Linked DNA regions of Homo sapiens: all the other regions are linked to region 1. The links are chromatin contacts, found by Hi-C in ENCODE. All regions are on one chromosome and are shown on one strand. The core of a region is the stretch at or near the end of the contact, and the rest is flanking DNA. Distances in the headings are between cores, read along the strand shown.

Evidence for each region. Hi-C counts contacts between places; a loop is a spot of excess contacts on that map. Pooled maps may share reads with other maps.
Region 2: a pooled map shows a loop between it and region 1 (7-fold over the local background). The contact joins the promoter of PARPBP here to the promoter of LINC02453 in region 1. A Hi-C loop is called at or near these places in 7 of 50 pooled maps.
Region 3: a pooled map shows a loop between it and region 1 (14-fold over the local background). The contact joins the promoter of NDUFA12 here to the promoter of LINC02453 in region 1. A Hi-C loop is called at or near these places in 9 of 50 pooled maps.

The regions. Positions count from the first base shown.
Region 1 is chr12:98,502,524-98,505,137 of GRCh38, reverse strand. LINC02453 (long intergenic non-protein coding RNA 2453) reads left to right here and starts at 1,283. Exons shown (of 4, transcript NR_038383.1): 1 at 1,283-1,378; 2 at 2,526-2,555. TRD-GTC1-1 (tRNA-Asp (anticodon GTC) 1-1) reads right to left here and starts at 1,635; the gene lies at 1,564-1,635. It overlaps TRW-CCA4-1 (tRNA-Trp (anticodon CCA) 4-1), which reads right to left and starts at 886; the gene lies at 815-886. RefSeq lists enhancers at 926-1,225, 1,236-1,545.
Region 2 is chr12:102,118,902-102,121,515 of GRCh38, reverse strand. It overlaps PARPBP (PARP1 binding protein), which reads right to left and starts at 1,333. Exons shown (of 11, transcript NM_017915.5): 1 at 1,230-1,333. It overlaps NUP37 (nucleoporin 37), which reads left to right and starts at 1,402. Exons shown (of 10, transcript NM_024057.4): 1 at 1,402-1,466. RefSeq lists enhancers at 1-487, 1,532-1,601.
Region 3 is chr12:95,002,402-95,005,015 of GRCh38, reverse strand. NDUFA12 (NADH:ubiquinone oxidoreductase subunit A12) reads left to right here and starts at 1,319. Exons shown (of 4, transcript NM_018838.5): 1 at 1,319-1,421; 2 at 2,195-2,277. The coding sequence starts at 1,336. RefSeq lists enhancers at 1,197-1,596, 1,061-1,688.

The sequences.
Region 1 (2,614 bases), core at 34-2,533:
ATTCTTCTGCCTCAGCCTCCGGAGTAGCTGGGATTACAGGTGCACCCCACCATGCCCAGCTAATTTTTGTATTTTCAGTAGAAATGGGGTTTCACCATGTTGGTCAGGCTGGTCTTGAACTCCTGACCTCGTGATCCACCCACTTTGGCCTTCCAAAGTGCTAGGATTACAGGTGTAAGCCACTGAGCCTGGCAGTCACACATTCTTTCAACTGTTTGTTTCCACCTTTATTATAAAGTATTTATAAAGAGGGATCCAGAGTCCCTCACCTGGTTCAGAATCTTGGGTGACCCTTGGCAGGTCACTAACCCTGTGAGCCACAGCCACATTTGTAAAAGTGGGATAATAGTCACACATTGTGAGGTTGTTCACAGTGTTGGCACATGGTAAGGGCTAAGACACTTGATTAGCATAATATTCAAAATTAGAAATTGTACACTATTGTACTCTCTTTCAAAAGGCAAACAGCCTAAAACTGTTTGGAAAAAACAGCTTGTACAGTATATTGTACACTTCCTGTGATAGACTAGTGGACTGATACACCCACTAATGCACAGCAGTAATAGTCCACCTCTTTACACATTATGCATGTTAAGTGACAAAAAAACTCACTTTAAAAGGCCAAATGATAAAAACATCAGCCTTGAGGCTCTTCGATATAGAGTAAATCATATCTTCCTGCAAACCAAGGATTAGTATCATAATACCTGAAAGAGGAAAACTTAATTCTAACATTCAAGAAAATTGGCGGCAGGAATACACCTCGGCTTCTAGTAGTCGGTAGTTTAAAATACAGGAGGAAAAAAAAAAAGTTTGACCCCGACGTGATTCGAACACGCAGCCTTCTGATCTGGAGTCAGACGCGCTACCGTTGCGCCACGAGGTCCTGCTGGGCTGTGGCTCGCGCAGTTTCTTAGGACACCAGTAAATGGCGTTTCTTCCAGGGGTACCAGTCTTTCTCTTCCATTTACTCTCTGCCCCTCCACCCAGTATCTGTCGGACCAGGAGACCGATTCCTTCAGCGTCCAAACTTTCCTGACTGCTAGTCCTCTAACCAAGGCTGGGACGTAACCAGCGGAAGCGGGAGAACGGGGCTTCCCGTTTAGTCGGGTCTCCAGGATCAAAGGAAATTGGCCCTTCCTTTTCTTTACCAAATGATTTCCGTTCTTACCCGCCCTGCCCCCGCCCCGTTAGTCGCGAGACTCCGCCCTCTCTCCCCTCCCCCAACAGGTTCCGCGCGCTGAGTTCGCGACCTCGAGTTGTAATCTGGCGGGGCGCCACTAAGCCGGCGCAGGCCTTCGCAAGATGGCGGCTGGAGGCAAGGGCAGAGGCCTTCAGAGCGTTTTCTTTTTCCCTTTCCTCCCTTCCTGCAAACAATGTAAGGCATTTTCTCTCAGGGGAGGCTTTCACTTCATGGTGGGCATTAAGGTTAAAAGTCACCATTTTGAAGACAGGGTTGTGCACTTAAGGGAGCTGGTTTAGCATATTATGTTTAACAGCAGTGTCCTGTCATTGAATGATACAGAAAATAATAACTGTCGCCAAAAAAGTGCAGCTACACACCTCCCCGTCGGGGAATTGAACCCCGGTCTCCCGCGTGACAGGCGGGGATACTAACCACTATACTAACGAGGAGTCGTTAGGCTGTGTATTTTCTCAGACAGCCCTTCAAGGAGCAGTAAGATCCTTCCAGCGCTCCGTAACCTTCCGCCTGCCCCCGGGAAGTACGAAAGTCCGGTCTCTTGGAGCCGCTGCTTAGGCTTATTGTCCTCTCTGGGCGCTTTGTATTCTTGATGTTGGTGGGAAGAATAAAAGGTGTGGAATATGTGAAGGAAACGCGCTTCCCATGTTAGTGCTAGAGAAGTGTGTGAAAATAGTTTTTCCGAGGCTCTTGACGCGTTCTAAATGATTTAGGTTGCCGTCCTGAGTTTTTTTTTTTTAACTGACCACTGGTATGTGACTTGCGGCTGAGCCTTCCCCTTACAAATTTATACTTTCACTCTGAAGTTCAAGTTCAAGGATAGCATATGGCTGCCAGATGTCGGGGACAGTTAGGGTTGCCACGGTCTCGTGCCTCTTCAAACAATTCATAAGTCTTTTTTTTTTGAGAGGAAGTCTCGCTCTGTCCCCTAGGCTGGAGTGCAGTGTTGCGATCTGGGCTCACTACAACCTCCACCTCCAAGGCTCAAGTGATTCTCCCGCCTCAGCCTCTCGAGTGGCTGGGATTACAGGCGCGCACCACCATGCCTGGCTAATTTTTGTATTTTACTAGAGACGCGGGGTGTGTGTGTGTGTGTGGGGGGGGGGAGGGTTCACCATGTTGGCCAGACTGGTCTCGAACTCGTGACCTTTAGTGATCCACCTGCCTCGGCCTCCCAAAGTGCTGGGATTTACAGGCGTGAGCCACCGCGCCCGGCCAATTCACACACTTTTGTAACACAAAAGCGCCCAATGAAATGACCAGCTGCGGGCAAATGAAATTTTATCAAAATTTTATCAGCCGACTTCTGTTTCGCTCTCTGTAGGTGGCTACAGTTTAACTGGAAGTGACAAACGTAAGTATGTGAATGGCTAAATAATAATGCGTTTAAATAATTCAAAACCAGGATGTGCC
Region 2 (2,614 bases), core at 84-2,583, 3.6 Mb before region 1:
GTCTCATTCAGGGATCAGCTAATTTTTTCTAAAGGAACAAACAGTAAATATTTGAGGCATGCACAACTACTCACTTTGACCTTCTAGTGTGAAAATAGCCATGGACATACATAAACAAACAAATGAGTATAGCTGTGCTCCAATAAAACTTTTTTTATGGACACTGAAATTTGAATTTCATGTAATTTTTACACATCACAAAACATTATTCTTTTCATTTTTTCCCCCAACCATATAAACACGTAACACTCCTTCTTAGCTCAGGAGCTGGCTGCACAAAAACAGGCAGCACAGCCAGTTTGCCAACCCCTGGTCTAGTCCCAGCTCTTCCTGTAGCTAGCTGGCTGTGGGAGCCTATGCCATAAGCCTTACACGTGGTTCCTAGGTGGAGGCATCATCACACAGAAATACTTGCCTTCCAGTCCCTTGTGAGAAGTCAATGAGACAATAAATATGCAAGCACTCTGAATGGCAGGCTGCACTATACAAAAAAACAGTAGCCAAAGGCAGCAGCGATAACACTTGTTTTTAAAAAATTGGATTCCAAGTTGCTCTAGAGCAAAAACTGTGAGACAGAAAATTGTCACTGGGCAGGCAGTGTGAAATGGTTGAAAGAACTACACTTCCGAGTCAGATATCACTTCCAGGCTCCCCCTTTATGACCTGTAGTCCTTCGGTATTTAAAATCTCTAATGAGCATAAGTTTCTTCACCTGCAAAACCAGGAAGGGAATTCCTACCTCACAGAATGAGACGTTAGTGAAACAAGTACATAACCCACCTAGTGCCAGGCATTTAGTAGGTGCTCAATTTAAAAATTGCACTCAACATCATTATCAGTGTTCGAGTGCAAGTCCCAAAGGTTCCTTGGGAGGCTGTAACTAATCAGGAGTAGGAGAAAGTTGAGGAATTGGAGTCCGTGTACATAGTGGGACTAGAACCCAGGTTTCCTGCCTAACTAATGGAAGTTAAGCAGGCCTCTACGGGCCTGTCTTCCAAGCTGCAGACGAACCCTCAGGACCTACCAGCTCCATCGCTAGATACTGTGAACTCCGCCTACAGCCCCCAGGCCCAACCAGGCTCGAGCGTCAAGTCACTGCACCATAATACTTCGGTCCCACGGCACTTTGCTACGACCGAGGTATTACAGTGCAAAACACCCTCAAAAGCCACAGCCTGAATCACCACTTAAAAATGCGACAGGGCAGGTAGGGCAGACGCGAGACTTACGTGATTAGGGGTAGACCCGAAGACGTACTCTTCAGTGTGCGGAAGGATCCCCAACGGGATGCCCTCCCGCGGCCGCCGCAGTCGCCGCTGTCGCCGCTGAATACAGTTCAAACCTCGCGGGAGGCCCCGGGAGCCAATCGCTGCGCTCGCCCTCCGACCCGGAAGCAGAGCCACAGCGCGTCGCGGCAGCCCCCAAGGAAGACCAGCCTGCCTCTGGTCGGTTCCTGGCGCTCTGCGGTGCGTATCGAGCTGGGAGCCCGAGAGGCCGGGATGCTTTTCTGCCGGCCGCCCAGCCTTGCCACTCTATTCCCAGGAGTTCTTCCTTCCCACTTCGGGCCCCGGGAGGTGGGAGCGGGGTCTTGAGGAACTCGCCTGGCCCGGGGAGAGGTGTCGGCGCTCATTGCAGAGACTTATCTTGTTCCCTCCCTTCTTCTCTGCCGTTGTAGTTTTACAGGGGCAAGTCCTGTCCAACGTGTACGGTGAGGCCCCGGCCACTGCTTTAATGAGCAGTAGGTGTAGGGACGGAACAATTTCGTGACCTCGAATCTCTTGCACTTCTATACCTCTCTGTCTCCGTGTCCATAACACTTGCTGGTCACCCTTCAAAAGTCTCCAGTCCCTGATGTCCATTCCTAAAGTTACTAGTTTATAAGCGTCTCGAGGTGGGACTCATTCTCAGTACATACTCTTAAGGTGCTTGATATGTTTGTTACTGAGTCCAGCTGTTTTCAGGACAACCCTTGTGTCGAATTTTTTAAAAAACCAAAAACTCTAAAACCCATAATTCTCATGTGGGAATGCTACTTCCAGAATGCACACTAGTCCCTGACAGGTTAAGGTCTTCTGCCTAGTTTTAAGAATATTATTATTTTAATTTTTAAGTTCCGGGATACGTGTGCGGGACGTGCAGGTTTATTACAAAGGTAAAACGTGTGCTATGGTGGTTTGCACACCCATCACCTAGGTATTAAGCTCCACATGCATTAGCTATTTATCCTGATGCTCTCCCTCCGCCCAACCCCCTGAACATTATTTTTATATCACACATTTTGGTACTCCTTAACAACAGATCCTGTATTTTCTATCTGTTTATATTATAGCCCTTTTCACGTTGAGTCATAACTATCCCTAAACTGTGGTCTCCTTCAAGCCAGGAGGCTGTTTTTTTCTTCATTAGCGCTGGTTCTCCACACACAATGAAGTCTTCCAAATCCTGGCCCTGCTTATGAGCTTGGCAAGTTAGTTAACCTACTGAAGCCTCAGTTTCTCCATCTACAAAATGGAGACCAGAGGTAGTACCTGCCTTTAGATTTGTACAGATACCAGATGTGATCATGTCAGTAAAATGCTTAATATGGTACCTACAAATAGTGGTTCATAAAAGT
Region 3 (2,614 bases), core at 70-2,569, 3.5 Mb after region 1:
ATGAGCCTTGTGGATATCATGCTAAGTGAAATAAGCCAGGTCCTAAAAGACAAACACCTCATGATTCTACTTATATGAAGTATCTAAAGTAGTTAAACTCTTAGAAACAGAAGTAGAATGGTGGTTGGCAGGGGATGGAGAAAGAGGAAAAAGTTGTTCCATGGATATAAAGTTTCTGTTTTGCAAGAAGAATAAGTTCTAGAGATCTGTTGCGCAACAATGTGCATGTGGTTAACACTACTGTACACTTAAAAATGGTTAAAATGGTAAATTTTATATTTTGTGTTTTTAACCACCACTACCAAAAAAAAAAAAAAAAAGCTAGGGAACTAAATTGTTATTTTGAAAACACACATAAGGGAAAGAATCGGCTGGGTGTGGTGGCTTACACCTGTAATCCCAGCATTTTGAGAGGCTGAGGCAGGAGGATCACTTGAGGCCAGAGTTCAAAACCAACCTGGGCAACATAACAAGATGCCCATCTCTAAAAAAAAAAAAATTAGCCAGGGGTGGTGGCACTTACTTAAATGGGAGGACTGCTTGAGCACAGGAGTTTGAGGCTGCAGTGAGCTATGATCACACCACTGTATTTCAGCCTGGGTGACAGAGAGCCTGTCTCTAAAATTAAAAAACAAAAAAAAAGTAAGAGAATCAAGCACCCATACTGCCTTTCCTACATTAATTGTATCTCAGGAGCCAAATAGTTGAAGGGAGGTTTCTCTTTGTAGAAGAATTGTGGTTAACAAATGAAGTAATATTGAAATTTTTTAGGCTCAAGCGATGCTCCCATCTAAGCCTCAGCCTACCGAGTAGCTGGGACTACGGGCACGCGCCACCACATCCAGCTAATTTTTAATTTTTTTTTTTTTTTTGTAGAGACAGAATTCTCGCTGTGTTGGCGAGGCTGGTCTCGAACTCCTGGGCTCAAACGATCCTCCCTACCCGGCCTCCCAAAGTGCTGGGATTACAACAGTGAGCCACCGCGCCCACCAGAGCCAATTATTTTTAGATGAGGAAACTGAAATTCCCAAAGGGGGAATCCCCGTGTGAGAAAGCCTCGTGTAGGTGAGCTTTCCAGCATATGCCCGCCTTCTAGATTTAACCTCTGAAAACTAAATTTTAAGGTACCTTTGCTTCCAGGGGAAACCAATTCTGCCTACTTGGGAAGCCAGAACATGACCGCGTAGGCAAGACCTAGCTCTGCGCACGCGCAGAGCCACCACGTCTGGCGTTCGCGTGAGAACCTTCTGGGCGTGGGCTTCCTGCGGCTGAGTGGCAGCTTCCATCCGGTGGGTTTTGCTCGGCGCACCCGGGAGGCGGGGCCAGCGAGGCAAGATGGAGTTAGTGCAGGTCCTGAAACGCGGGCTGCAGCAGATCACCGGCCACGGCGGTCTCCGAGGCTATCTACGGGTTTTTTTCAGGTAGGCGGCCAGAGCCATGCTCTTGGCCTCTGGGGCTGGACTTTCGCTGGCTGATTTCTTGGAAGGGGTCCCAGGCTCGGGTCACCTTGGAGAATCCACAGCTCTTGTCAAGGACAACCGCCCCAATCTCTGCCTTGCCACCCCCAGGCTGGTCTCTGTCCCATATATCCCCGATACAAGACCGAAGCTATCTGTAGAGTCAGAGCTGTGACTCGGAGGCAAGGGCATCTGGGCTCCCCTCTTTTCCCACGCCCTGGAGAGTAATGAGGATTACAAGACATTAACTCAGTGACCCTGGTAAAGTTTTTTTCCCTGCACTGCCGTACAGTTCCTTGTCTGTAAGGCGTTGAAGGTAATAATGATGGTCCCTTCTCTTCCTGACATTCACTGATCCCACGAGCAGCATAGTTTCGCAGAAACCTAAATGGAGACCCAGAGTGGAATGAAAGAGCCTGGAGACCTTCGTATCATTGTAAGAAGATGAAATACTTTGGCTTTTTGATTTCCTAAAGGTTTTGCTAATTCCAGTGCCTCCTGGCTGAGGGATAGTAGATACAAGTAGTCCTGTAATCTGAAGAGACTACATTTATATTTTTAGTGTAATTTGAGCACATCAGTTGTCAATTCATCTTTTCCCATCCCCAGCACTTCTTCATTTTGCTAGTTGATGCAGCAGCCCTTGTGTCTGAAAGTTGTTACTCTCACTTTATTTCCGTTTATGTTTTGAACTAAGAATCATTCTAAAATGTCTGTTTTCTTTTGGGTATTCACAGGACAAATGATGCGAAGGTTGGTACATTAGTGGGGGAAGACAAATATGGAAACAAATACTATGAAGACAACAAGCAATTTTTTGGTGAGTGCAGTATTTTTTAGTATGAATAATTGGATTGGGATTGGGATTTGATTTGAGTCTATTTTCCATATTATGCAATGAGCTTTTACAAAACACCTGGAAAAGGATGAAAAACTCAATAGAAAATGAAAAAAGATAATTTACAGAAAAAAGAAAAGTAAACAGCCAATGAAGGTATGGAAAAATGCTCATTCTCACTTGTAACAACAGAAATGCAACTTTAAAAACAGTGTTATATATTTTTCACCTATCAAATTTTGAAGTGTTTTTGTTCTTTTTTTTTTTTTTTTTTTTTTTTTTTGAGATGGAGTCTCTGTCGGCCAGGCTGGAGTGCAGT